Linked DNA regions of Homo sapiens: region 2 is linked to region 1. Evidence: read pairs that join two places in POLR2A ChIA-PET (ENCODE). Cell type or tissue: PC-9. All regions are shown on one strand. Links, peaks and the distances in the headings refer to the core of each region. The heading gives the core; the rest is flanking DNA.

Evidence for each region. ChIA-PET counts read pairs that join two places held together with the same protein. Peaks named below come from ENCODE experiments on the same cell type or tissue, not always from the same donor. Only the 100,000 strongest peaks of a DNase experiment are listed, where the experiment ranks them.
Region 2: POLR2A ChIA-PET joins it to region 1 with 10 read pairs; 2 of 35 experiments call an interaction of 5 or more read pairs at or near these places.

What each region holds. Positions count from the first base shown.
Region 1 is chr7:46,120,326-46,135,893 of GRCh38, forward strand. No RefSeq gene overlaps it. Among named protein-coding and RNA genes, the nearest start is that of IGFBP3, 210 kb to the left of the region's middle. In PC-9, for the core only: no CTCF peak of the experiment used is centred there; a DNase peak (open chromatin) is centred at 6,806; H3K27ac peaks cover 2,115 bases.
Region 2 is chr7:46,284,119-46,299,686 of GRCh38, forward strand. No RefSeq gene overlaps it. Among named protein-coding and RNA genes, the nearest start is that of IGFBP3, 370 kb to the left of the region's middle. RefSeq lists an enhancer at 6,880-6,959. In PC-9, for the core only: no CTCF peak of the experiment used is centred there; DNase peaks (open chromatin) are centred at 7,183 and 7,673; H3K27ac peaks cover 2,328 bases.

The sequences.
Region 1 (15,568 bases), core at 2,580-10,579:
CCATCTTCGGTTTTGTTGATTTTCTCCATTGCTTTGTTTTCAATTTCACTTATTTATGCTCCAATATTTAGTATTGTTTTCCCTTTGCTTCTTTAAGCTTAAAATGATCCCCTGGCTGGGTATGGTGACTCAAGCCTGTAATCCCAGCACTTTGAAGGGCTGAGGTTGGAGGGTTGCTTGAGGCCAGGAGTTGGACCAGCCTGGGCAATATAGTGGTCGCTCATTAAAACCACACTCAGTGACCATTAAACAGAGAAAGTATTAGAATAGCTAAAATTTTAAAAAATGACAATACAAAATGTTAGTGAGGATATGGAAAACAACAGGAACTCTGTTGAACTCTGTCTCTACAAAAAAATAAAATAAAAAAATTTACTGAGCATGGTGATGCATTCCTATAATCCCAGGCACTCAGAAGACTGAAATGGGAGGATTGCTTGAGTCTAGGAGTTTGAGGCTGCAGTGAGACCTTACTGTACCACTGCACTCTAGCCTGGTGACAGACAAGACCCCATCTCAAAAAGATCTCCTGTTGCTAATTCCCTAAGTGGGATGTTGGATTAATTCTCTTGAGACACCTTTTCTTCCCATGCCCTCTTTAGAAGTGTGTTGTTTAATCTTAAAATATTTGCAAATTTTCCAGGAATATTTCTGTTAATGATTTTTAATTTAATTCAGTTTTGGCCTGTGAACATACCCTGTATGGTTTCTATTTTTGCAACATTTGTTCAGGTTTGTTTTATGACAGTTTATTTCTTGTTTACTTTTGCAAGATAATTTCACTGGATATGGAATTCTAAGTTGGTGTTTTTTCTTTACTTCTTTCAACATTTTAAATGTTTTATTCCACTTTCTTCTTGCTTGCATGATGTAATTCTTATCCTTGTCCCTGTATAGATAAGATTTGCTTTTTAATGGCTTCTTTAAAGATTTTCTCTTTGCCTTTGGATTTCTACAGTTTGAAAATGGTATGCCTAAGTGTAGACTTTTTGGTATTTACTTTGTTTGGCATTTTTGAACTTTCTGTGTCTCTGATTTGATGTCTGTCATTTAAAAATATTTATTTAATTGACAAGAAAAAATGTACATATTTATAGTGTACAACATGTTTTGATATATGTATACCTTGTGGAATGGCTAAATCAAGCTACTAAATATATGCATTACCTCATATGCTTGTCATTTTTTTTATGGTGAGAACTTTTAAATGTACTGTCTTAGTAATTTTCACAGATATAATATATTGTTATTAACTGAAGTCACCACAATTTACAACAGATCTCTTGAACTTATTTATTCCTCCTGCCTAACTGAAGTTTTGTGTTTTCTGACCACCATCTCCCCATCTTCTCCTTCCTCAGCCTAGGGTAACTACCATTCTACTCTCTACTTCTGTGAGTTCCAATTTTTTAGATTCCACATATGAATGAGATTGTGTGGATTGTCTTTCTGTGCCTGGATTATTTTACTTAACAAAATGTCCTTCAGTTTCATCCATGTTATCACAAATGACAGGATTTCCATCTTGTTGGAGGCTGAATAGTATTCCATTATACGTATAGACTACATTTTCTGTGTGTGTCTTAAGCATCCATTTGTGGACATATGGGTTGATTCCATATCTTGGCCATCATAAATAATGCTGTGATGAACATGGGAGTGCTAATATTGCTGCAAAATACTGATTTTATTTCCTTTGGCTATATATTCAGTAGTGGAATTTCTATGTCATATGGTAGTTCAACTTTTAGTTTTTTTGAGGAACTTTCATACTGTTTTCCACAAATGCTCTATTAATTTATATTCTCACCAACAGTGTGCAAGGGTTCCTTTTTATCTCCTATCCTCTCCAACACTCTTATCTTTCATCTTTCTTATAGTAGCCATTCTAACAGATGTGAGGTGATAATCTCATTGTGGTTTTGATTTTCATCTCCCTGATGATTAGTGATGTTGAGCATTTTTTCATAGATCTCTTGGCTGTTTGTATGTCTTCTTTTGAGAAATGTTTATTTCTAAGGGGGTTGTTTATTTCCTTGCTGTTGAGTAGTAGTTTGAGTTCCTTGTATGTTTTGGATATTAACCTAAATATTTTGTCCCATTCTGTATGTTTTCTCTTTACTCTTTTGATTGTTTCCTCTGCTGTGCCAAAACTTTTTAGTTTGATGTAGTCCCACTTGTCTATTTTTGCTTTTGTTGCCTGCACTTTTGGGTTCATAGCCAAAAAGCATTATTTCCCAGACCAATATCATGGAGCTTCCCCCCCTATGTTTTCTTCTAATAGTTTTACAGTTTCAGATCTTATATTTAAGTCTTTAATCCATTTGAGTTGATTATTGTGTATGGTATGAGATGAGCATCTAATTTTATTATTTTGCATGTGGGTATGCAGTTTTTCCTATGCCATTTATTGAAGAGACTGTCCTTTTCCCATTGGGTGTTCTTGGTAACCTTGTCAAAAATCAACTGACTATAAATGTATAGATTTATATCTGGGGTATTTACCTTGTTCCATTTGTCTATGTGTATTGTTTTTATGCCATTATCATGCTGTTTACTATAGCCTTATAGTAGATTTTGAGATCTGTAGGTAGTAGATGTGATGCTTTCAGCTTTTTTTTTTTTTTTTTTTGCTTTGGATAATTAGAGGTTTCTGTGATTCCATACAATTTTTAGGATTTTTTTCTATTTCCTTAAAAAATGTCATTGAAATTTTGATAGGGATTGCATTGAATCTATATATCACTTGGGGTGGTATGGTATGAACGTTTTAATAATAATTTTTACAATCCCTGAACAGGATATCTTCAAGTTACTTGTGTCTTCAATTTTTTAATAAATGTTTTTTAGTTTTCAGTGTGAAGACCTTTCATATTCTTGATAAAATTTATGCCTAAGTATTTATTTGCAGCTATTGTAAATGAGATTGTTTTCTTGATTTCTTTTCCAGATAGTTCATTGTTAGTGTATAAAACACTACTGAGTTTTGAGTGGTGATTTTGTATCCTGTGAATTTACTGAAGTCATATATTAGTTCCTACAGTTTTTTGGTGGATTTTTAGAGTTTTCCATATATAAGATCATGTCATCTGCAAACAGAAACAATTTAACTTCTTCCTTTCTGATTTGGATGCCTGTTTTCTTTCTCTTGCCTAATTGCTCTGGCAAGGACTTCCAGTACTATGTTGAATAGAAGCGGTGAAAGTAGGCACCCTTGTCTTGTTCCCTCTCTTAGAGGAAAAACTTTCCACTTCTCTGCATTATGATGGAGTATGATGTTACCTGTGGGCTTGTTGCATATGGTCTTTATTTGGTGTCTGTCATTAATTTTGAAAATCTCAGGCATGATTTCTTCAAATATGTCTTGTCCTCCTCTCTCCCTTCTACTTTCAGCATTTCAACTGGCTGCGTATTACATCTTCTGCTATTTTTGCATGCTTCTCGAATGTTTTGTTCTTTTTGATTTTTCTTTAATCTCTTTTTCTCTTTGCATTTCAGTTTGTGCAGTTTCCCTTGACATTTTCACAACCACTAAATCTTTCTTCAGCCAAGTCTAGACTGATGAACTCATCAAAGGCACTCTTCATTTCTGTTCCATGGTTTATTTTGACTTGTACATTTCCTTTTGACTCTTAAGAGTTTCCATGTCTTTGCTTACGTTATCTCTCAGATCTTGCATATTCTACTTTTTCATTTTAGTCCTTAACACATTCATCATAGTTTAATTCCCATCCGATCATTCCAAAAATCTCTGCCACTTCTTACTCTGGTTCTTATGCTTGCATTGCTCTTTTCTGGCCTTTATGCATGCCTTGTAATTTTTATTGAAATCTGAGAGGCATGGTCTGATGGTGATCTCCCAGGCTCCATCCTCTGCATATGGGTGAAAATTCTTACCCAGCCTAGCTCACCTAAGTTTTTATGAGAATCAGCTGAGAAACTTTATGTGAAAGTGCTTTGTAACATGCATAATAATATTCAGGCATCATCCAGATGCCTGAATCTCTCTGGTCTTCTGGTCTGGGAGAGCTCAGTAAGATCCCTAAAATATAAATTTCATGGTTGTGGAAGCTCCAACTCCTCCTCTCAACTGTGCTAATTTATTTCTAGGCCCCTCTGCTATTGCTGTTGTCTCTCTTCCTTCAGTTTCTGTGCCTGATCTGTGCATGTCAGCCTGATACAACATTCCCTGGTCTCTGCATAAAAAGAAGTTACTAGTCAAAATAACAGAATTTACTGAGGTTTGCAGTGTTACGGCTTGATAATCCATCTCATATTGCACAGGTAACAATTTACAAAATAAATCCTCTTTCCCCCGTTTTCTTGGGCCTTCCTCCACACCAGCATAGGTGGGTTTATAGCCCTGAGCTCTAGGGAGCTTCTGTTTATAAACAAATGCTCTCCCAAAAAAAGAAATTTATTTTAAATATATAGACACAAGATATGTGTGTGTGTGTGTGTGTGTGCATGCATGTGTGTGTTTGTGTAGTGAGAGAGAGGTGGGGAGAGAGAATGGGGAACAGAAATACAGATATAGATATATAGATGTGGATATCAAGTGTCGTATTGACATAAAGGTAGACATACATGGTAATAGAACAGAATACATAAGCTAGACATAGACTCCCATATATAAAGCCGATTGATTTACAACAGAAGTGTCACAGTCATTCAATTGGATAAGAATATTCTTTTCAATAGATGGTGCTGCAGCAACTGGATATCTGTATGAAAAACATACCCCTGTATGTTTTTATCTCACACCACAGTAAAAAAGTGAACTTGAAGTTGGTTATGCACCTAAATGTAAAAATCAACAATTATATAAATTTTAGAAAAAAATAGAAAAATCTGTATGATCCTGAGGTAAGCAAAGATTTCTTAGATAGAACACCAAATTACAAACCCTAGAAGAAAAAACCTGATAAATTAGACTTCATTGAATTTAAAAGTATCTGTTTTTCGAAAGGCACAATTGAAAAAATGAATATCCAAGTCACAAACTGTGAGAAAGCCTTCACAACACACATATTAAAGATGTGTGTCCAGAATATACTAATACCTTCTACAATTCAATAATAGGAAAACAAACAGTCTAATGTAAAATGGGCAAAATTTGAATGGTCACTTAAGAGGGAGACATGTGAATGATCGGTAAGTTGTATGAAAATGTGTTTGGCGTCATTAGTCATCAGAGAAATGTACATTGAAACCACTGTGGGATACCGCCTTACATCCTTAGAATGGCTAAAATTAAAAAGTCTGGCAAGCCCGATTTAGGATTTGGAGCAACTGGATCTCCCCTACATTGCTGATGAGAACATAAAATAGAACAACCACTTTGAGAAAAGGTCTGGTGGTTTCTTGTAAAGTTATAAATATAATTCTATGGTATAGTGCTTCTACTCTTAGATATTTCTACTAAGAAAAATTTAAATACATTTTCTCAAAAATAGTTGTATAATAACAAAGAGCTTTGTTTATAATGACCCCGAACCTGATGAAACCAAATGTTCCACAAGAAAATTGATAAGTGACTGTGTGGTATATCCATCCCATAGGATATTACTCCACAATAAAAATAAATGAACTACTCATACATGCGGTGGCATGGATAATTCTCAAAAACACACTGAGTAAAAGAAGCCAGAAACTTCATGATTCTATTTATATGAATATCAAGAACAGACAAAAAAGTTATGGTAATAGACACCAGAAGATTTGCTGCCTATGAGAGGTGGGAATTGATTGGAAGAGGGCATGTGAGAACCTTCTGAGAAGACAGATATTCTATATCTTGATAGGAACACGGGTTAGACGTGTACACATTTACCAAAACACATTTAATTGGATAGTTAATATCCATACATTTTAATACATAAACCTTTACATCAACATAAAATTAGAAAGATTTTTAGTGTCAACCACCTAGTGTCCCTGTTTTAGACCCAGGAGTCCAACTCTTCCTAGTAGGAAGACCTTGGCATAGGATATCTGCCAAGAGCATGCATCCAGGTCTGTTTGCAGCAATGCTATCATTACAATTAAATCCCAGGTCTGAATTTCAGTGCAAGTGCAAGATACCTTGCAGCTGTAAAAGATAAGTGTCTTTCTTTACCCTGCCATGGAGGCTGTGTGAACTTTCACAACGTGCCCTGACTAATTAGACTAGTTAGTTAGTTAGTTGACCTAAGCCTATTATTTCTGTGCTTACCCAAGACTTCTAATGCTGGTAAGAAAAGCTAGCCTTTCCTCTCTCTTTATAATTCCATTGCCTCCATGTCATATACATGCCAAACTTACTCTGTAAAGAGTCAGTAGGCATGAGAGGGAAGAAGGGAGAAAGAGTTGGGGAGGGACTTTTACATCAATTTTAAATTTCTAACAATAATTTCATTGCATTGGATAGTAGCTAACTCCCTGTTCCTGGAAGAGTTCAAGCCAAGATTTATGATGCTTGTTAGAAACCTCAGGGGAAGGAATAGAACACATAAGCAGGGATTAAATAACATGGTCTTTATGGTTCTTTCCAACTCTCATTCATTCACTTATTCATTCCATCAATTCCATTATTCATTCCTGTTTCTGCCACTATGCCAGGCTCTGGTAGATGCAAATGATTCTCCTTAGCCGTCAAATGTACAGCCATTTAAAACCTTGGTTCCAGAGGCCTATTTTTATCTCAAATGTGCACATCTATTTGCAAGCAGAGATGACAGGTGTGGCTGGCCTTTTCAGCTGCACCTTTTCATTGCTGCTATCTGATGACACATTTTCCCTTATGCCTATAAAGTGAATTCCTTAGAGATGATGTTGCTTTTAGCTTGAGGTTTCTAGATGGAATCAGCACTTGTTTATTTGTTTGTTTGCACGTAGAAGTCTGAACCTCTTGCTCTCACCTATTTTTGAAAACATCCCACAACCAAAAAAAAAAAAATCTGGTTACAGGAGCCCAGAGAAAGCCACCCTGATGAAGTGAGGCCTTGCCTAGGTGCACGGTATCAGTAAGGGAGGCACTGTGTTCCTGCATAGGAAAGAGTTCAGGCTGGCTGCCACATAGACCTGAGTTCAATTCTGATGGTGCCTCTCGCCAGCAGTAGGATTTGGGGCAATGCACTGATGCACCCTACACCTCTGTTCCCACAACTGTAACATGGACATTATGAATGTGTTCCATCCCAGGTCAGCAGGATTGTCCGATGAATTCACATGCCTTAAATGCTTCAAATCTGCCCCTGGCACTGTGTGTTCTCTACCTGCTGATTATTTTTTTATTATTCGCAGCATTGTTATGTAAGTTAGAATCATAGAAAGGAGTTGGCATTAAACTGTGACTTGAGAGACAATTGGTCCTCACTCTATTAGAAAGGAGCTTGGTGATGATGGTGAGACATTCATTGGGCCGCATTGTTCCTCATGTGTAAAATAGGGAGATGAATTTGTGGGTTTGACTCACATCGCATGCTGCTCTTTGAATTGTATTAATTCCCTTCTATTATTTAATACTTTATTCATTATCAAAATTAAGACAGTTCTGCATTGTATCAACTCCTCCAATTTTAAGCAGACATAACCTTTAAAAAACACAGGAAAAATTAGTAGTGAACAATGCACCTTTGAAATTGGGAGAAAGGAAACATGTTAATTCAATTATATTCCCTTCTGGCACCAGGAGTTCTACAGATGTCCACCTCTTCTTCAACTCTGGACACTGGCCAACATGAATGTGTACCAGTTGCTTTGAAGAATCGTTGAATGATGCAAGTGTGAATTTAATTACCAGATGCTCTGCTAATTAGAGGTCTAAAAGGTAAGGAAATAAGTGTGAAAGCAAAAATTTAAATATAACATATTAACGTATTACCATAGCTAACAGAGAAATCATACAGAAACATATTTCTTGAAAAGAATGATCCTGGTATTTGATTGGCATCTGCATGTTTCTTACATAGATCATTTTTAATTTTAAATATTATGCAGATAAAATACTATTTGTTGCTAAGATTTATATTCAAAGATTCACATTTAATCAATCTTTCTTCTCTCCTTCTCTCTCTATCCCTCCATACTCCCCTTTTCTGTCCCTCTTTGGTTTTTTCCCCCTTAAACCTTCACTGAGGAAAGCTCACATGACTCACATGACTTCCTAGTGACAACTTTACTTCTAGAAATGAATGAGATGGAGTCCTGAAACTCTGAGGTCTCAGCTCCCAGGCAGGGCAGGGGCGGGGAGAGGCTGCATGAGGGGAGCTCAGGGCTCTGGCCACAGTAAGCACAGATACCTGCTCCTGCAGAGCACCAGGCAGGGTTGGCAACTGCTGCAGTGGCTCCATCTTGGAGTGATCCCCAAGTCTAGTGAGAGTTCACCAAATGTATATGAGAAGGAGTGGCTTTCCTAAGGGAACTGATGCAGAGAGTAGAATGCTCCAAGATGGACAGTCCCATGGGAGGATGACAAGGAAGGGGGTCGTCAGAAGTCCCGGGGACCATGCTGAGGAGTTCTGCTTTCATCCGAGGGGTGGGGGAAATCCCTCTGAAATTCTTTTTTATCTTCTATTTTATTTTAAATTATTTTTTATGAAATAGACATGAAAATTTATGTAAAACCTACTAATGCCATTTATGGAATAATAATAAGATGAAAACCAATGGTTCAAATGTCTAGTTTCAGAAGCATAGCCTTAGCAGAGTTTTTGGGAGCCTATCCATAGTTCTTCCCAATTACTTTCCTTACCCCCTTCCTACATTTTGGGTTTATCTTTCCTTGATATTTTAGTTTTATCACATATGCACGGGTCTCTAAGCATAACATTGTTTTGCCTTTTGTGTTGTTGAGACATCCTGCTCCACATGTCCTCTGATTCTCATGTTTCAACAGCGTGGATATGAGGTTCATTCTGTTCCACATGTCCCTCTGATTCTCGTGTTTCAGCATGACATCCTCATGATTCCACATGACATCCTGCTCCACATGTCCCTCTGATTCTCGTATTTCAACAGCGTGGATATGAGGTTCATTCTGTTCCACATGTCCCTCTGATTCTCGTGTTTCAACATGACATCCTCATGATTCCACATGACATCCTGCTCCACATGTCCCTCTGATTCTCATGTTTCAACAGTGTGGATATGAGGTTCATTCTTGTGGACTTTGTAGCTGAGGGACATTCAGATTCACTACTGTACCTCATGCCCCTGTGCTAAGGATCACAAGCTACTTATCATTCTACAGTAGAGCTGATGAGCATTTGCATTGTCTCCAGTTCTTGGGTTAATTAATGTGCTGTTCTGAGCATCCTTTCTCATTGCTGCATCTCACTTTTCAGCTGTACTAAAGTGATGGGAAATCATTTCGCGAAGTGGTTGTAGATCCCAACAATACTGCAGAAGAGTTGCTGTTGTGAATTATTCAAATTCTCTTTAAGCAGAGGAATGAGCTGTAGAAAGATCATTTTGGCTGCAAGATGAGGGATGGGTTGGAGTGGGGCCAATTTAGAGTCAGAGACTAGAAAAGAGGCTTGAGTGTGGAGGGTCTGAAACCAGGAGGCCCAGGGTCTCAGTGGAAACAGTGGCAGGGGAAATGGAAGGGACGGGACGCTTGGAGAAATCTTAGCAATCAGGCCTGCATATGGATTTTCTGGTTTGAGGAGTCACAGTGGAGGCCATGAAGATCCTGAGGTTTGCAGCAGACACCTGTGGATGGCAGCACTGGCTGCTGAGGTACAGGGTCCTGTAGTAGGAGATAAGTGGGCCGAGGAAGAGGAAGACATCATTCCCTGAACCCCAAACTCTCCTAGCTGTTCAGTTAAAAAAACACATTAAATATATTTTCAATAGATAAGTACCCTTTTCCTCAAGCATTTATCCCATTTCCTGGAAAGTAGGCGGTATTTAATAAAAATGGATTGTAATTTGTATTCTCATGATGTCTTAAGAGAAGAAATATTGCCCAAAATGCATAGTTTTAGTTTCTAGAGTTCTTGAGGAAAAACTGGGGAAACGGGTCCTTCAGTGAACACTCACAGCCATCTGGCCATTCAGGTGTATAGTGGTCTTCACACTTGAGCCCAAGGACATCTTGCAACTTTGTTCTTGATACGTGATTGTCTTTCCAGAGGATGATTTTCTGAAAATGGTTTAGAGTCGCTAATTGCTCTATGCTTTGGTTATTTGGGTCATGGTCATATGAACTTTTTACTTGTTTAGCTTAGACTGTCTTAAGTGACATATATTTTCTGAAAACAAACCAGCAATCACAATGCTTCAGCCTGCATAGGAGTGAGTGGGCAGCTTATTTACTAAGTAGTATGGAAGACTTCTGAAGACCCAGGTCATAACTGCAAGTTAAACTCAGACCAAATGGGACTGGCTCAGTCAACCCACTTCCATTCACTCTAAGGTCCTCAGAACAGGGGTGTCATGAAGAAGCCACCACCACCTCCTCCCCACTCCTGTGGCATTCAGCCTCTTCCTCATGTGTTCCCCTCTTCTCCGCGGCCACCACATCATGTTGTCTGAACTTGGGGAAGTTCCCGCTTTCATCTTCGCTCCACCCTCCTTTCTTCTGCCTGATTTCAGATTCACTGCTCTTTGACCCTGGACTATCGCACCAGCTTTTCCACTGTTCCTTCTGCCTCCACCCTCTGCCTGCTTATTGGTCCCTGTACTGGCTGCCAGTCATTGTCCTAAAATTCAGAATGGATGGATCCTTCATTACCACGCTTAAAAAGCCTATAGGCTAGTCCCTCTTGTCTCCTCCCCACCCACCCATAGAATGAAGTCTGGAATCCCCAGACTGAAAACAAAGCACTTTGGTTTGGGTGCTGAGCTATCTTCCTTGCTCATTCCAGCCTTCATAAAACCCAACCTGTGGCTTCTTCTCACATCTCCCCTGTTCCTGACTGTGTCATGCCTTTCTTTTCCTCTAGGTTTTTGCAATGCTCTTTCTTTATACTTACTGTAGGCGATGTCTGGTTAATATTAATATTCCTTAATGTGATCCCAGGACCATAGTATATTAAAGTTAGTCTTGGGTTGAAATCTTAGCACTGATTTATTTTACTCCTGGACCTTGGCAAATTATGTAATTCATCTTGCTTTCTTATCTGTACAGGTTCAGCATCCCAAGTCTGAACATCTGAAATCTGAAGTGCTTCAATATCTAAAAATAAATTTTAAGCACCATGATGATGCTCAAAGGAAATGCTCATTGGAGTAAATATAATGCAGATATTCCAAAATCTGAAAAAACTCAAAATCTGAAACACTTCTAGTCTCAAGCATTTTGCACAGGGGATACTCAACTTGTAGTAAGAAGGATAGTGGAAACTGCTACTCTAGATCGCTGACAAAATTAGATGGGGTACTGCAAATATAAGTGCTTAATATTTACTCATTCATTCGACAAATATTTAATGAGTGCCTATTTTGTGCTAGATATTAGGTTAAAGATCTCTATGGGGCTTTATAGCTCCAAGAATAATACTTATATAGAAAAACATAATTCCATGTAGTGAAATAAACCTTTCACTACATTTTTAGAGTGCACAATGAACAAAAGCTTCAGGGCCAGAGAGACATATAGAAAGGGACTTCACTTAGTCTGGGGGAGTCAGAGAGGGATATGATTTAGGGTTGGGGACAAATAAACCCAAGTTTTCGGTTGCTTAAAATTCAAAAAGTATGTTTATCTCTTAGTCCAAGGCTAGCATTTCGGGAGGCAGTCATTCCTCATGTGGTTGCTCAGAGGCCTGTGGTGACAGCTGCTGTCTCATTTCCAATGTGTGGCTTACCCACTGCCTGGGTGTTTCTGTCACTCAGAAAGGGAAAGGCAAGGAAGATCACCTGGGAACTTTGTATGGGCCAGTGTGGAGTGAACTCATCACACTGATGAGCAGTTCTGGGCCTGCCAGGACTTGGTGGCCTGGCCATTCTGAGCTGCTGAGGACGCTGGGCCATGCAGTTGAGACAAGCCATGTGTGCTGAGCAGGAAGAAGAAACGGACTTGGTTCAGTCTGGATGGGATGAAGAAAATGTGTTTCATCCCTGCAGGTGCCCAGAAACAGGGAAGCACATTCTGGCAGAGTGAGTCCTGCTGTGAGCTGGAGCAGCATGGAGCCCGGGTATTAGAGAGTGCAGAGAACTAGTCCTAGGGGATTAGTTGTCCCAGAGTCCACAGGAATGTTGAACCTTGTGTGAAGAGCAAGGCTTTCAAACAGGAGATTTCCATCGGCATGTTTGTGTGTTCATACTCCCCCTGTGGCTGCAGCCTGAGAAAGCAGCACAGAGCTGGGATACTGTGTCAGTACTGTAGTGAGGTCTGGAGGTACCTGAAGCATGAAGGCAGCATGGGCGGGGGCCACAGCTGGCAGCACAGTTCACTTGCTCTCCACACTGGGTCAGTGGCTGCGACTTTTATGCATTGGTTATGTTAAGGTTTATGATTCCAAGATGTTAAACATCCTAAGTAAGCTGAGACGCAAACAAATGAAAAGACAGAAGAAATGCCATGAAGTGAAATGTGTTTGAAGTGTTCTTCCTCTGGGTAGAACTTTGAAGAAAGGCAAAAAAATTTTAAGTGTATGATGACTGCTCTGTGACAATTTGTAAGCTAATATTACAATATTCTCTGAGATTGCAACACACTTTTACAAAACAATTTGATAACATATAGTGCTTTAATGTCCTCCTGAAAAAAACAACTTTAGAACAGTCAGGGTATCAAATAGCTATGTTCTAAATATTTTTGTGGTGGAAAATGCTATATTTCCCTTGATTTTTTCTTTGAGTCCTGCCCTAGGCTGTCCCTGCTGTCTGACTGTGTTTGACTTGAGCCGAGTCTTAGATTTCTCTTCCTCTAGAATCACTCTACTGGCTTAAGAGGGTTGGGCTGGGAAGACTTCCTCGTCCTCAGCTCCAATACCACAAGAAAGAGCAGCCTGGTTATTTTCTTAGTCGATATGCCACAAAAATGCTCTTTCCGTGGTAATAGGGTTTACATACAGGACGGCTGTGGCATAGCCTCTGCCTGGGAAGAAGATGGATTTTCCATTTAGGCTCGTCAAAGGCTTTGGAGGCCCCTTCAAAGTTAGCATGTTGGCTCACAACTCAACTACACCAAGTTGGTTTTAAAGCAGTAAGATTGTCATTCATTCTTTTTCCTTGGGGTGGATTTGAAACGATTGTCAATATTTTACAGGATCTCGCCTTACTGGGATCACAGCAATAGCAATGACCACAAAAGTGAGCAAAGAGAGAGGGGGAAGTTCTGCAAGGAATCACCTACTCTGTCTCCCTCCTCCTCCTTCTCTCCCTCCTCCTCCTCCCCCTCCTCCTCCTCCTCTTTGACGATGTAATTCCAGACATTTTGTATTTTTCTAATATTTGGTATTTTTCATCGTAACAGCACCTGTGGCCACTACAACAAGCAGTGCCTGTTATACAATGTGTCAGCCCCAAGCTCTCATCAGTGCCCAGGAGAGCCAGGCTCTTCTCCTCTTGCTGTCCGATGGCTGGCGTCTCTGGGGCATGTAGCTCAGTCATCGCCAGCTGCTGTGAGTTATTCCCATCCAGCCACAAAGTCTCCCAGCTGGACTCACTTCTGAAACATCTGCCCAGTCCCCCATGTGAGCTGTGGGGCTGCATCCTGTGAAGGAAACAAGCTCCCACCAGCAGGTACTCCACTTGACCCTTGATCTTAGCCAAAAGGCTGAGAAGCCATGACTGAGAAGCCATGAGATATTCCTCTTTAATTATGTTTTACCCTACTGTGACTGACAGGACCCATCTGCTTGGTGAGGACACAAAAGACACCAGATCCCTTCATGTGGGATGGGAGAGGGTTGAGCCAGGCCAGTGTCATGGGGAAGACAGGAATCATACAGATCAGGGAGCTCGGTCCAGAGTCAGCCACCATGCACCTCTGGCGTTCTCTTCTCTCTGGAGCAGTTTTGCTTATTTAGTTTATCCACTCTTCTACTCGTCTGTCTAGCTACATATTTTTAACTTATCTAAAAATATTTATTGACCTCTCTATTCTGAAACACACTTGCCTGGACAGAGAAAACAGGGAAAAGGAACCTTCCCCGCTTCCCCACTGTAAGATTTGCCAAAAGGGAGAAGAGAACCAATGGTCACAGCCCCAGCTCTGGACCTCCTCTTTCCAGACAGCTCCATCCTGTACCACTGGGTCCTGGTAAGTGCTCCTGGAGGCCCCCATCCCTACTTCCTGTGCCACCCAGGGCACACACAGGGGTACAGTCCATACTGGGGAAGGTGTCTGGCGTCTCAGAACCCAGAGTGTGGTCTAGGAGGGAGGGGACGCAGGCACAGTGCGGATGTCTCTAGCCCCACAGACTTTCTGTCTGGCAGGAGGAGGTAGGCCAGGGGCTGGAGCAAGGCTGCCTACAGCATTGGGAGCAAGAGGCCTCTCCAAGAAGCCCCAGTCACAGGCCTCTCCTGTGTGCACAGGCACTGTGTATTGCCCAAATGGCTCTTCCCTTTGTCAGCCCAGAGCACCTGCCCTCCTGTTCCTTCCAAAGCCCTCCACTGAGGCTACTTGCAAATTGTCAGGATGTTCTTTGGTGTGTGGAAAGCCTCCTGATTAGGGATCTACCCCATCTGCACCCTACTACAAACACAAGATGAAAGTGAAAGTTCATGCCCATGACATGCACTGGGATCATTGACCCATCTTTCTTAATATTGATTCCCATTACACACACACACATACACACACACACACACACACACACACTAATTCAACCTTTATGTATTAGTCTGTTCTCACACTGCTAATAAAGACATACCCAAGACTGGGCAATTTATAAAGGAAAGAAATTTAATTGACTCACAGTTCCACATGGCTGGGGAGGCCTCACAATCATGATGGAAGAGCAAGGGACATCTTACATGGCAGCAGGCAAGAGAGAGCTTGTGCAGGGGAACTCTCCTTTATGAAACCATGAGATATTGTGAGACTTATTCACTATCATGAGAACAGCACGGGAAAGGTCTGCTCCTATAATTCAATTACCTCCCACTGGGTCCCTTCCATGACACATGGGAATTGTGGGAGCTACAATTCAAGATGAGATTTGGGTGAAGACACAGCCAAATCATATCACTTTACTTGGAGAAGCTACTGCATTGAAGCATAATGTATAAGAGACATATGATAAAGTATATTTATTTTAAGTGTACATTTGGATGAGTTTTAATAAATTCATAAACCTGTGTACCTACCACAACAAAGAGGATAAAAAATATCTCCAAGACCCCAGAAGTTCACTTTGCCCCCTCTCAGTCAATCCCCCACAATTCCATCACCAGGCAACTGCTGGTCTCTTTCCTGTCACCATAGATTACATTCCCCCTACTGTTTTAATAAGAATGGAATTATACAGCATGCATACATTTGTGTCTGGCTTTTTGCTTTGTCAGCATGATGTTTTGAGATTTATTCATGTTGTGTGTGTTCCTGTTTTACTCTATTTGAGCTGCTGTAACACAAACACTGAAAATTGGGTGGTTGATAAAAAACAGAAACTTATTTCTCACAGTTCTAGAG
Region 2 (15,568 bases), core at 3,866-11,865, 170 kb after region 1:
TGAGGAATAGTAACTGTGGGATCCAGATGAATTTCACCTTCACTGGCACAAGGCAAATAGAACGAATGGATGCACAGTCCAAACAGGAAAAGGGGGGCTTTACCAAGCCCTGCCTGGCTGCAGAAGGGGCTAAAAGATGCTGGTGGGGGAGGGTTTTCTTCAAGGCCCAGGAGGATCCATCTGAACAACAAAACAACATGAGAAACTGAAATCGAACACATCCTTCCTGAGCCAACACCACTGCTACAGAGGATTTTTAGTTCTGCGCTTTTTAAAAAGTTAATACCAAATAGCAATTGTGACTACTTTTTATGGATGACATTTGTTAGGAGCTGTTTGCAAGGCCGCATTGTATTTGCTCACTGCTTCCTTTTGCCTCTCAGCCTAGCTTCTGGGATAATTTTTCTTCTTCATGAAGCATCTGCATTAGAAGTTCTTTGAATGCAATGTTTTAAAAAATTCTTTCTATTTTTTTGATTATGTTTGAATGTCTTTATTTCACTCTTTGAACGATACTTTTCTTTGTACACATACTAGGTTGACGGTTATTTTCTCTCACATGTTTTTGAAGATAATATTGGACCATTTTCTTTCTTCCATTGATATTGAGAAATCTAAATTTATCCTGCCTTTTTTGTTTGTTTGTTTGTTTAAGTCCTCTGTTTTTCCTATCTGGCTGTTTTTGAGATTTCCTCCTGAATTCTGCAGTCTTAATACAGTATATTTAGTAGCAGGTTTCTTATTTTTTTTATCTTCTATGGTATGGTATGCATTGATCTGTATAATCCTGCTTTTTTGTTTGTTTGTTTGTTTGTTAGTTTGTTTAGTTATAGAAAACTTCCAGCCTTGAGCTCTGAAGATTGCCTCACCTCTGTTTTCTCTGCTCTCCCCTTCTAGGACTCTGATCAGGCCTGTGTTCAAATGTGACAGTCATCAGCCCAGTTCATCAAACGTGTGCAGCTGACTGCTCTGGTCACTAGCAGGGTTGCCCTTTCTGGCCTCTTTGGGTTGCCTGGGGCCATGTGCTATTACTAGCTAATGAACTGTAGGCTACAATGGTGCATATACTTTCAGCCTGGAGCATTTCTTAGCCATTGTGAGCCTTCCTGAAACCCTTTTTCTTTTACCAGGGTGAACAACGATGCTCCAAGTTGTGGTAGCTTGAGCCTTGGGTCCCAGAGTAAAGACAACAGGGAACATAGCCTCAGAGGGCTCAGAATAGACTTGTAGAGTAGGCAGTAAATCACATTTGGTTGTTTCAAGGCACTGAGATATTGGGATTATTTGTCACTATAGTTTTACAAAATGTAGCCAAGCCGAGAGACTATCTCATTATATCATTCATATTCATTCATGCCTATTTTATATATTTCATCTTATTGCACATAATTTCTTTTCCTATATCATCTATTTTCACTAGATATTGAGTTATACATAAACGTATTTAACAATTATATTATCATTTCTACATGCTTTTTTCCTAATAGTCTCATGTTGATCAGTCTTTTTTTAATTATGCATTTGAAACATTTGTATGTATCTGAAAATCTCCAGCTCTGTTGGTCTTAGGGATCAAACCTGTTATTTGTTGTTTCTGTTGATACTTAATCCTAGTGGATTTTGCTTTCTCTGGATTTTGTGAAATTTGGTTACTACCTCTTTGCTTAATCTTGACAGTGAGATCCTTGTGGACCTAAATTGCAGAGAAGTGTTTCCCAGTGTAGATTTGTTTCTGCTTCTCCTAGAAAGAAACCTGACCACCTCACTCTGCATGCAAGTCTTGACTCAGCTTTCTGATCAAACTTTCCCTTGCCCTTGTTGCTAGCTCCAAGGCTCAATTTCTTGATTGCTGTAGACATCTCTGCTAAGGCAACTCAGCATCTTTTGGATTCCTGCAGATCTGGCTCCAGTCAATCCCACCTTCTTGATGTCCCAACTTCAGCTCATTATAATATGTGTGGGTGCGTGTGTGGTTTGCTTTGTTTGGATGAGGTGGGAACTTGGAGTATATGTTTTTGTCTGCCTTCCTTCATTCAGCATAATTTATTCTGAGACTTATCCAAGTTGTGGAGTTGTATTTCATTGTGTGAATATATCATTTTTTTTCATTCATCCATTGATGGACATTTTGGTTGTTTGCAGTTATTTGATATTTCAAATAAAGCTGTTGTGAGTACCCATGTATGAGTTTTTATGTATATATATTTTAATTTTTTGGGGGGGTAAATCTAGAAGTGGAATGACTGAGTCTTAAAATAGTTGTATATTTAGCCTTATAAGAAAAAAAAAAACAGTGGTTGTACCACTTTACATTTTTACCATCAGTCTATAAGATTTCTAGCTCTTTCATATTCTTGTCAGCACCTGGTATGGGCAGTCTTTACGGTTTCAACCATTCTAATAGGTGTGTAGTGTGATCTCATGGTAGTTTTAACCTGCATTTCCCTGATGACTAATGACACTGAGCATGTGAGTCTTTGTCATCTGGATATCTTATTTGATGAAGTCTCTGTCCATATGTTCTGGCCACTTTTTGAATGGGGTTATTTTTTCCTCTTATTATTGAGTATTAAAATTTCTTTATACATCGTGGATTCAAGCTTTTTATCAGACATATTATTTATAAATATCATCTCATTTTCAAATTTGTAATTTGAGCTCATTTTACTCTTTAATATTTTAGCACATTCAAAAAAAGAGCTAAATTTTTAATGTTGATAAGATCCAATCTATCATTTCTTTTATGAATTACGCTTTTGTTGTTATATCTAAAAGACTTCTGCCTAACCCAAGGTCACAAAGATTTTCTCCTATGTTTACTTCTAGAAGTTTTATAGTTTTAGGTTTTACATCTAAGCCTCAGACCAGAGGACTTGATTTTCATTTTACTGAGTAATTGTGGACAAGTCACTGTATTAAATTGGATTCTACTTTCCTCAAAGCCTGGTAAGTGCATTGGGAGTGGGGACAGTTGACGGGAGAACAAAATAGATCAGAGAGCAGCACAGGGCCGGTAGTATGCCAAGCCATGTCTTGTGCCAGCCACTTTTCTCTATGTGCTGTAAGCTGTTTAGGGAAGTATGGCAACAACAACAAACACTGAGCTGCTTTCAGGACAGTGTAACCTCAGGGGGAAAAAGCAATTTTTAAGCCATAAAGCATTTTTAAATTTAATTTTTATTGATACATAATAGATGCACATATTTTCAGGGTGCATGTGATAATTTAATACATTATACAATTAGTAAATATCCGATCAGGATAATTAGGATATCACTTTAAATGTGTGTCTTTTCTTTATGCTGGAAACGTTCAAATTATTCTCTTCTAGCTATTTTAAAATATACAATAAATTATTGTAAGCTACAGTCACCTTGCTGATCTATCAAACACTAAGTCTTACTACTTCTATCAAATTGTGTATTTGTGCCTATTAATTAACCTCTCTTCATGTCTTCCACCCTTCTTACCCTCTGGTAACCACCAATCTACTCTCTATCTCCATGAGATCCACTTTTTTAGCGTGGACATATGAATGAAAACATGTGATATTTGCCTTTCTGTGTTTGGCTTCTGAGAACATGTGATATTTGTCTTTCTGTGTTTGGCTTCTGAGAATATGTGATATTTGTCTTTCTGTGTTTGGCTTCTTTTACTTAATATAATGACCTTCAGCTCCATTCATATTGTTGCAAATGACAGAAGTACAATACTGCAAACCTGTAGTCTCAGCTAACTTGGGAGGTTGAGGTGATGATCAGGAGTTGGTGCCCAGGAGTTAGTGTCTAGCCTGGGCAACATAAGGAGATTCTATCTTCTAAAAAAAAATTCACAGAAAGACATGTATCCCATCTCCTGACCCATAATATGGATTTTTAGTGTATGAACTAGTTTCAATGTGTTTGCTCCTCAGGTGGGTGTATGAGTACCTCCCTACTCCAAGCTTTCATCTTCCCACTGTCTGCTTCTTTAAAATGCCACCATCTGAGGGAAGGACTCCATGCAGTTTGCAGCTCCTTACTCATTTAAAACCCAGCTGCAAAAGTCTAAATTAGGAAGGTCAGATCCATAGTCTTTACAAATGGCCTGAAATCATGACGTAGCAAAAATCACTTCTAAATCTTAATAGTGCTCTGTTCCTTTCTGTAACCTCCTTTCTGTGTGCGTGCAAGGCACCACAGGATTAAATGTTTGGATGTTGTTAGAGCAGCAAAATAAAACTAATTATTTCTGCAGTGACATTTTGGCTTGTATGAACATGAACATGAAAAAGCTATCTTTTATGCATTTCTCAACTGAGACATTAGAATCCTTTATATTCAGCGATTTCTGTTTCAACAAAAAGCAAAGGGGCAGGTATAGTGGTGCACGCTTATAATTTCAGAATTTTGGAAGGTCAAGGTGGGAGGATTGCTTGAGACCAGGATTTTGAGACCAACCTGGGCAACATAGTGAGACCCTGTTTCTACAAAAAACAAAGTAAAAATATTAGCTAGGCATGGTGGCACACGCCTGTAGTCCCAGCTACTCAGAAGGTTGAGGTGGGAGGATCGCTTGAGCCCAGGTGGTCAAGGCTGCAGTCAGCCATGGTAGAGCCATTGCACTCCACCCTTGGCAACAGAGCCAGACTCTGTATTAAAAAAAAAAAAAAAAAAGTTGAAATTGCAACATGAGAATGTGAAGGAACAATTTGCTAGTCTTTTTCTTTCTATAGCATGCCTTTTCTCTAAGGTGGTCAGCCAACCAGCCATTGACAGTACTTAAGTGACAGATACCAGCTCAACTCTGCATCGGGCAAGGAACAAGATAGAGGATAGTTCTCACCACCCTTCCAAGTGACAGTGATGACTTAACAACCACCAGTGGAAAAGTCATGTTTAATAATATCTATTTTAGAATTTAGAAAATTGAAGCTCTGAGAGTTTAACTAACTTGCTCCTAGTCATGCAGTAAAAATGACAGAGCTGGGTCATGAACTCACTTAATATGGTCGAAATCTAGTGCCTGAAAAGAGAGCATACCAAAATGATTGAGCTTATTTTCACTCGGCATTTTTTAAAAATGGATTTATATCTGGGTAGTAGAAAGAACTTGTGGAATCAATACACCAAGATTTGAGGCCTTCTGTGGACTATTTGCTGAATGGGGAAATTCATTTCTCTGTTCTGTGCTTTTGCTTTATTATAAAAAGTAATCTTTTTTTTTTTTTTTTTCCAGACACGGTCTGGCACTGTCACCCAGGCTAGAGTGCAGTGGCGCAATCTCAGCTCACTGCAACCTCCACCTCCCAGGTTCAAGCAGTTCTTCTGCCTCAGCTTCCCAAGTAGCTGGGATTACCGGCACCTGCCACCACACCTAACTAATTTTTGTATTTTTAGTACAGATGGGCCATGCTCGCCATGCTGGCCACGGTAGTCTCGAACTCCCAACCTCAGGCGATCTGCCCGCCTCAGCCTCCCAAAGTGCTGGGATTACAGGTGTAAACCACCGCGCCTGGCCAATAATCTTTAAATATACTCCAAACAATATAGCTAGGGGTGTAACTTATGTGTTAGGCAACCAAAGAAGATTTTTTCTTTTTTAACATTTCTGTCTTGTATATGCCAAATTATTTTCAGTAATAGGCATGAAATAATCAGTCATCATTATTATTTTCTAGATTCATCCTTTAATGATGAAATAAGTTTTCAAAAGGATAAATGTCATTTAAAAATCCATTCTTCAAATTCAGTGAAATATTTCATATAGGAACTTACTTTAATATTAAATATAAAAATATTTAATATAGACATTTGTTCTTCCTCAACAAGGAGGTCACACCTCCCAGACTGTGCTCCAGGTTGACAGGGCCAGAGGAAGACTGAGATTGCTTCTCTACCCTGACGGTCACTGTGTCATCATTGCTGATTAGAACGTCCTGCTTGAAACTCAGGAATGTGTTGTACCCCAGGGTTTGGGCACACAGATTGCACTAAAATGGAACCCAAAGGATTTCTATGCCTTACAAATGTATTCTAGAAGTGAGCAGTTGTAGCTGAATCCTCCAGCTATGTAGCTGGGAGCAGTGATTTAGGTCATAGGCCAACAACATCTTTTTGGGGTAAAGGAGCATTTTATCACTGGTGTTGTTTAGAATCTCTGGCAAACACTGGTGATGAAAACCAGGCTGATTTTTATAGGGTTTTATGATTGTCTTTAAGTTTTCTGCAGACAATGTACCCCTCACTGCCTGCACCCAGAATGGGGGGCATGCCCACTGCCCTGCCATTGGTACAACGTTGCACAGAATTCCACTTTTGTATGATTTCATTGTGCTAAATGCCTGTGTTGCTGGAGACCTTTTAGGTCAGCTTTATTGCAACATGCAATCATTATACCTCAGCCCCTGTCTGGGAAGCTTTAGAGAGGAGGGTTCAGGAGTGAGGCTTGGGCTCCTGAGCCCATTGCTTTAAGTGGTGTTGACATGTTTGATAAGGTGTGCACCAGACCCCCTCCTTCTGGGTCAGCAGTAGCCTCCAGTGCTGGCACTAAAGAAGACTTGCAAATGAATATCCCTCTTCACAGAGAAGGGTCCACATTAAATGTGTAACTAGGAGGAAGTAGATCCTTTATTCAGCCCCTAGATCTGAAAGTGCTGCTGACCAGAGGGAAGACCCCTGCCTGCCTTTCTTCCAGTGGTGGTTCAGATTCAACAAGCAGGAACTGAGTGTTGACTTTCTGCACTTATCTGTTAACCAAGGTTTTATAACCTCTAAAGAGGAAGGAACTGGTATTTAGTGAATACCTACCCTGTTGCATGGGGACTATAATTCCCCCTTTTTTAAGAGACTAAGTTGAGGCTTTGGTTTTCAGGGCTACCTGGTTAAGAATAGAAATCTCCCAGATGTCCAGACACCAGGACTGGGTGCCACTGAGATGGCTCAGCTGGGACACACAGTCAGCACACTAAACCCAAAGCTGTCCCTGGAAACGGCCCCACTTGCTTCAGGGCATGGTGCAAAACGTTGATTTAATCTGAGAAGCTGCTCTCTGGCTTTAGGCCAGAGGAGCCACCCACCCAGCCAGAGAGGAGCCTGGCCACCATTACTCAGACCTCTCCTTTCTGGAGAGGGAGTGCACAGCTGGCTCTGTCAGGCGTGGCTCGCAGGCCTGCGGAGTCATTCTGATCCCATTACCTGCATTGCCCACATTACTCCAGAGGCCCCTGATCTCAGCCCACAACTCTGGGCAAATACATGCATCTCACCTGCACAACATCTCTCAAGGAGGCTGTGAAAGGGTTTTTTGTCTCTTGTGTGTTGATGGATGGGTGATGAAACAAGAATACCCAGGGAATGATTGATCATAATTCTTGGTCACCTGAAAGTTGATCTTATTCCTTAGTAGACTGGATTCTACTGGGTAAGGACATCGTGTAGCTCTGTGCCTTGATTTTCTAGAAAAAGAAAGCAAAACAAAACCCAAAACACAAATAAAACAATGATCAAACCGAATTAATGAATTAGTTACTTATTCCTTAAATGTGTCATTTGAGAATCCTGAGCCCATTTTGATCTGGTCTAGGATAAATAGTCATCCCTCTTACCTGTCCATCTACTTAACAAAACTGGCGGGTTACGTGCAGTGTTATTTTTAATGATTCATACTAAAACTTGATGTGTGAGAGCAATATACTAATAGTTTCAGGGAACACTGACTCAGCCACAGTCAAAGCCCTTGGGGTTTGAAATCTAAAAATAAGAAGCATGCTTTAAGAGTAAATTCCTTGATACAAAGAACAAGCTGTTTCTTAGTTCAGCATCTGGGATTACCCAGCCTTTGCTGTAAAGAAACATTCGTTTCCCCAGTAAACAGGGGCTCCCTTGGCCTCTGTCAACAGAACTCTTAACCTGGAGCCCTTGGGACCAGCAAAAACAGGCCATAAACCCCACACTTCACATGACTTTTGCCAATCCATCCCAGAACTGCCAGTTCAGGAAAGGAAGAATGAGGAAGCTGCTGTTTGGTCCCTGGCTTCCTTTTTCCTTTGTATTTGTTACTGTTGTGGTGTTTATTTATAACAGTACCTATTTTATTCCTATTTGAGTTTGAAATTTGGGCTGGAAATCAAAAATTTAAAAGCCTCCATAGTGAATAGATCAAAGATGTACTTTTCATTCCTTCTGATATCTCAATTGCTACAGACAAGAAAACACACATAAAAATACTTCTATTCTGCACAGAAATAGCCTCAAATTTAAGTATTGGAGAAAAAAAAAACAGCCACATGCACTCAGAAGGTTAGATGTGGCCAACTTTACTTACAGATTATGTTCATTTCTAAATGGTTCAGTTATAAAGTTATACTGACAGCGGCTGGGGGTCCTGGAAATTCTCTAACAGCCAACTGTTGGGTCTTGCTTAAGATGCATTTGGGAAAAGGATCTGTTCTCTGGATCCATTTGTCTGTTTCTCACTTTACTTTTCTTTCATTTTCTCTGATGAGGTTTTATATGCTACCTGCAAAAGTCTATTTTAAAAACATAGTATTTTTAATAAAACTGTTTAAAGTAGAAAATTCAAGTGCCATAAAATAATACACTAAAAAAAGTATTTCTTCTCCCGCAACCCCATACCAGGCTCACTGAGGGAGTTCCCCATGATTGTCCTCCCGCTTTCTTTGTACCTTTGCAGACATGAGTGCACAGGCATTTACGTGACAAAGTTTACCACCCCACTTCTTTACACACTTTTTTCATTTACCTTCTTTCCCTTAATCTCTAGGATTTCTTTCCTTTCATCACTTGGAGAACATTTTAATGACTATATTGTGTTTCATGGTTTCAATGAACTCTTTTTAGCCACGATTTATGACCCACTGCTGAACACTGGGAATGTTCTCCAGTCATTTCCTACCACACTGAATTCGATGAATGTGCACACATCTGTACACGTGTGTGAGCACCTATGTGTACGTATGCAGCTCAACTCACTAAAAGTGAAATGATAAAGGGGATGCACGCTTGTTTTCCACATGGCTAGAATTTCATGTTGGATGAAACTGCCAGCACTGCCAAATCAACTGCAAATAGGTGTGCAGTGAACGCTCACAACCAAACGTTTATATCCGAGGTTCCTGTTTCCCAATAACTTCAAAAGAAAAGTCCATTACTAAACATATTGGTGTCTGCAGTCTGAGAGGAGGAGCACAATATTTTGTCCTTGTTTCAGTTGTTTAACTATGAGCCAGGTTAGGTCATCTAGCAGAGCTTCAAGTGGCATTTGGATTTCCTTTTCAGGGAATTGTCTGTTTAATGCACCTTGTCCATTTTTCTGTAGTTTCTTGTCTCCTACCCTTTGAATATCTCTAAAAATATCTGTACACAGACACTCTCTCTTTCTCCCCTTTTTCTGCTACACTGGAAGAAAAAAATGACAGTATGCATTTTATTTTAGGGAATTATACATTTAAGGAAAACATCCTCCTACTCAAATTAAAGTTACAAAAATTACCCATGTTTTCTTTTTTTCTTACTTGTATGGCTTATTGTGTTCTTCTGGTGTAAACAGGCAATCCAACCAGCGTTTATTTTGGTTTAAGGAGTATTGTAAGGATGCAACTTCATTTTCTTCCATATGTATTTCCCATTGCCAGTAATGAAATAATCCATCCTTTCCTTTTGATTTAAAATGTAATATCTATCATATATAATTCCTAATATTAATTTAGTTCCATTTCTGGACTCTATATTTTCTTTCATTGATTTTTGTATTCTCAGAATAAAATTGTTGTATTCTAGATTTGTTTTATTATATGATGAGGCTTGTGCTTGTCTTCCCATTGCTTTTATCTTTTGGATATTTTGTAGACATTCTTTCATCTTAATTTTTCCATATGAACTTTGAATTATCTATTAAAAATGTTCTTTTATTACCATTATTGGTAGCATTTTTATTATTAGATTAAAGATAAATTATATGTTTTTTGAGATTCAATCTTCTCATTAAATAACGTATATGTCTTTTAATTATTCCATTTGTTAATCTTTGTGTTGCTCCATTAGTTTTTAAAGCTCTCTACTTACAGATCTTACATATTTCTTATAAAATTATCCGCAGGTGGGCTTGACTGAGACCAATGTCTGAGACTTGTCCTTCTGAAGAAGTGGATGTCTGCTGCCCACTTGTGAGAATTGCTTGCAGCCAAACGTAAGGCCGTGGGCCCAGTTAGGCACCAGAGGGCTCATCAGCTCATTGTCGCCCACTTTAGTCTGCCGAGATCCCACCCACTTGATCTTGTCGGGAGAGAAGGCTGGTTCTTCCTCAGTCACCAGGGGCCAACGTCACCCTTGCAGAGTATGTGAGCACCAAGGGTCAGCTCCTTTCCCTTAGAGTCCCCACAAGCTTGTCAAACAGCTCTTGTCATTCACCTCTAACTGCTCAGTTGAAGCATTTCGTCACTGTTAAAATTTATGACAAATGGATGGGTGTCTGCCAAACACAACTAGAAACCACAGGAAGATCGGGAGCGAGGGAAGGAGGTGGGAAGCTGTTTAGGACCTCAGGACTTGAGAAGGAGCACAGGGTGGGGGTCCTGTATCCCTCACCCAACAGAGGTGGTCACTCAGACCTGATCTTTGCTGATCCCCACCCTAACAACCAATGGCAGTATAGGCAGGCTGCTCCCTTTCCTGGATTGGATGGGAGACCCTCTGAGAACATGAGGCAATCCTGATAACACCTCAGGGGGACTGACAGGGAGACTGGCCACCAAGGGAGGCGCCCTCCTGCCCTACCAGGCAGTCCTCTGTCCACCTAGAGACACCAGGTGGGAAGGCAGAACAGGAAAGAAGTCCCCAGTCAGACAGCAGCCCAGCCATGAAGCCTCTGTGTCCTCATGGCCCAAGACCCTCCAGACTGCCTAGGCATGAGCTAGGGATGACTGAGGAGTTGAATTCCACCACATGCTGTCCTCCCCAATGGCCAGGCTGGGGAAAAACTTTCTGTCCCTCAGGTGGCACAACAGGAACCAGTGGGAGCCCCAGCAGTACCATATCTAACAAGCAGACCAAAATGACACTGAAAAGCTCTGATGAGTAAACTTCCATTAGAACCACAACCTGCAAAGCAGGTCAGACCTAACAAAGGCAACTACCGGCTAAAGTAATAGATTTAACCAGGTCCTAGAGTTGCCTTTTATAATCGGTAAATGTGTAGGATGCAGCAAACATTACCAGGAATTAATAAAATCATGACTTGAATGAGAAAAGACAATGAAATGATGCCCACACCAAGATTAAAGAGCTGCTGGAATTATCAGATGGAGTTTTAAGGCTGTCATAAAAAATGATATAGCAATTGGCTGGGCACGGTGGCTTACACCTGTAATCCTAACACTTTGGGAGGCCGAAGTAGGTGAATCACGAGGTCAGGAGTTTGAGACCAGCCTAGCCAACATGGTGAAACCCCATCTCTACTAAAAAATAATAATAATAAAAATTAGCAGGGCATAGTGACAGGCACCTGTAATCCCAGCTACTCTGGGGGCTGAGGCAGGAGAATTGCTTGAATATGGGAAGTGGAAGTTGCAGTGAGCCAAGATTGCGCCACTGCACCCTAGCTGGGTGACATCTCAAAATAATAATAAAAAAAAGATATAGCAATCTATTGGAAATTCTTCTTTTTAATGTTATATAATTAAGGTGTATAACATGATATTTTGATAAAGAAATACATAGTTAAATGGTCACTGCAGTCAAGTACATTAACATATCCATCTCCTCTCACAGTTATCATTTTTGTTGTGCATATGGTAAAAAAGCACCTGAAATCTATTTTCTGGACAAATTTATAGTATACAATACAATATTATTAACTATAGCCAGTTAATGGTGTTATACACCAGATCTATAGACTTATTCACCTCATGTAACTGCAACTTTGTACCCTTTGTCCAACATCTCCCCATTTATCCCATCTCTCTGTCTCTGGTAACCACTGTTCTACTCTCTGCTTCTATTTATTTGACTTTTTTAGATTCCACATATAAGTGAGATCATGAAGTGTTTGTCTTTTTGTATCTGGCTTACTTCTCTTAAAATAATGTTTACCAGGACTGTTCATATTGTTCAAATGACAGAATCTCCTAGAATCTTCTTTTTTTTTTTTAAAGCTGAGTAATATTCCACTGTGTGTGGAATTTCTTATCCAGAAATCTACCAATGGGTATTCATGTTGTTGCCATATCTTGTCTATTGTGACTAATGCTACAATAAACATGGGAGTGTAGATATCTCTTCAAATCTGATTTCAGTTTCTTTGAATATACACTCAGAAGTGTGATTGCTGGGTCACATGGTAGCTTTACTTTTAGTGTTTTCAGGAACCTTTATACTATTTTCCATATTCTACATCTCGTTTGATGTAGTTCCACTTTTTAATTTTTTCTTTTGTTGTCTGTTTTGTATACTCTCTCTGTATGTGAAGAGAAACTAACTCTTGTATACTGTTGGTGGAAATGTGAATTGGTGCAGCCAAAATTCACATTTCTACCAACAGTATATAAGAGTTAGTTTTTCTTTCCATACTCATCAACACTTGTTGTATCTTGCCTTTTTGATAATAGTCATCCTAACTGGTGTGAGGGGATAGCTCACTGTGGGTTTGATTTACATTTCCCTGATGATTAGTAATGCTGAGCACCTTTTCATACGTCCATTTTGTATGTCTTTGGAAAATGTCTATTTAGCTTCTTTGATCATTCTTTAATTGGGTTACTTGTTTTTTTTTGCTGTTGAATTATACAAATTGATATATATATGTAGGATATTAACTACTTCTGAGATATATAATTTACAGTTTTTTTTCTAATCTCTAGGTCAATTTTTCATTTCCTTCATTGCTTTCTTTTCTATGTAGATATTTTTTAGTCTGATGTAGTCCCACTTTTTGATATTTGTTTTTCTTGTCTGTACTTTTGGTGCAGGCAAGAAATTACCGCCAATCAACCCTAGTGTATAGGAGGTTTTTTTTTCTATGTTTTCTTCTGGGAGTTTTATGCTTGATCAACTAATTTTTAATGAGAGCATGAAGAATATACAAAGAGGAAAAGAATAGTCAAATAAATGGTGTTGGGAAAACTGGATATTCATATACAAAATAATGGCTTTGGACCCTTATCTTATATCATATGCAAAAATAAACTCAAACCATTTTGAGTTAAAGAGTTAAACATAACTCCTGAAGCCATAAAACTTCTAAAAATTATTTTGGAACAAATGAAAAAAGCAAATCTTCACAAAGAAACTGTAGTTCTTTAAAACAGAGAAAGGAAAATACAGAATTGAGGAAAAAATAACTTGCCAAGTGGGCTCAACAGTAGACTGGAGATGACAGAGGCTAGAAGTGAGGAATTTTGATGAATCAATGACAGTCATTCAATCTGAACAACAGAGAGTAAACAGGCTAAACAGATAAACAAAGACCAAGGTATCTGTGGGCCAATAACAAAAGCTTGAACATTTATATAGAATGAATGACTCTCAGAAGAGAGAAGGTCAGGCTGAAAGACTATTTAAGCAAATACCGAGTGAAAGAGTTCCAAGCTTGATGAAAGATACAAATCTACAGATCCAATAAGCAGAACAAACCTTGAATAAGATATCCCTAAGTAGATTCATTCCAAGAATAAATCATAAGTTAGATATGAAAATTAAAGGCAAAGAAAAAATTCTCGATAGTAGGTGAAAGCAAACAATGCATGACATATAGGAAAACACCAACTTGGTTGAGGTTGATTTCTTGTCTGAAACCTCAAGGAAAAGCAGTACATTTCTCAAGTACTGAAAGAATTGTCAAACACAAATTATATAACCTGTGAAATTATTCTTCAGGAATGAAGGAGAAAGAAAAGACATTCTCAACGGTTAAAAAAAAAAGGTAAAAGAACATGTTACTAAGAAGGCTGCCCTTAAAGATTGCCAAAGAGAAATTTTTCAAATGGAAAGAAAATAATAAAAGAATCTGCAGGCATAAAGAAGAAAGATTAAAAGTCTCAAAATAAATAAAACTATTTGTATTACTAAATTAAAGCAAAAAGACTACATATCAAAGTATGTTGGATGCAGTGAAAGTAAAACTGAGAAGAAAATTTATAGTCTTAAATGCTTACACTAGAAATGGATAACTATGGTCCTAAAGGAATAATTTAACTTTCTGCCTCAAGAAACTAGAAAAACAAGAGCAAAATAAGCCAACAGTAAGAGGAGGAAAGAAAATAAAGATAAAAGCCGAAATTAATGAAATTGAAAATATAAAAACATTAGAGAAAAATCAATAAAGTAAAAAGTTGCTTCTCAAAAACAATCGGTAAAATTGATACTGTTAGCAACACTGACAAAAATAAAAACAAATAAATCACCAATGTTGAGAATGAAATGGGGTAAAACACGACAGATTCTGCAGCTGAATGGCTGCAGATAAGATAATAAGATAATAAAGTAAAACTGTAAATGACCTTATATCACAAATCCCACAACTTTGAATAAATGAACCAATTCCTTGAGAATCAAAAACTACCAAAACACAACCAAAATGAAACAGAAACTCTGACTAGGCATGTAACTATTAAATAAATTACACTGGTGATTAAAAGCTCTGGAAAAAGTAGTTTCCAAGACCAGATGGTTAGAAGATGTTGGAGTAGTACTTCCCAACTCACTTTATGAGGCCAGTATCACTCTAATAGTAAAACCAAGGTAGCACACACACACACATACACACACACACCCACAGAGAGAGAAAGAGGGAGAAAGAGAGAGCGAGAGAGAAAGAGGGAGAGAGAGAGAGAGAAACTAAGACCTGTATTTTTCATTAACATAAAATTTTTCAACAACATATTAGCACCCACATCTAACAATGCCTTACAAGTATTATACACCATAGGCAAGTGATACTTATTCTGAGTATGCAAGGCTGGTGCAACATTTGAAAATGAAGCGATGTGATCCACCGTATCACCAAGCTAGAAATATCATATCAATTGGTGCAGAACAGAGTATTTGGCAAAATTTAATACTCATTTATTATTTAAAAAACTCTCACAAAAATAGAAGAATTCTCTCCGTTTGATAAAGAACACCTGCAAAACACCTCCAGCTAACATTACACTTTATGATGAACAACTGATTGATATTTTTTTGTTAAAATTCAGACTAAGGCAAGGATGTCTACTCTCACCACTTTTATTCAACATATTATTAGAAGGTCTAGCTTATGTAGCAAGGTAAAAAATGAAAATAACGGCATTTGGATCAAAAAGGTAGAAATATGAATATCCCTATTGCAGACAACTTGGTTGTCCACATAGAAATCCCAAGAAATCTACAAAAATACTCCTAGAACTAACAAGTGACTTCAGCAAGCTTACAGGATACAATATCAACACCCAAAATTAATTATATTAGTGTATATTAAAAATAAAAATGCTATGAAAACACAGGACTATTTGTAATTACTTCAAATAAAACTATATGTGCTCTGTATGATGAAAATCATAAAATTCTGATGAAAGAAATTTTAAAAGGCCTAA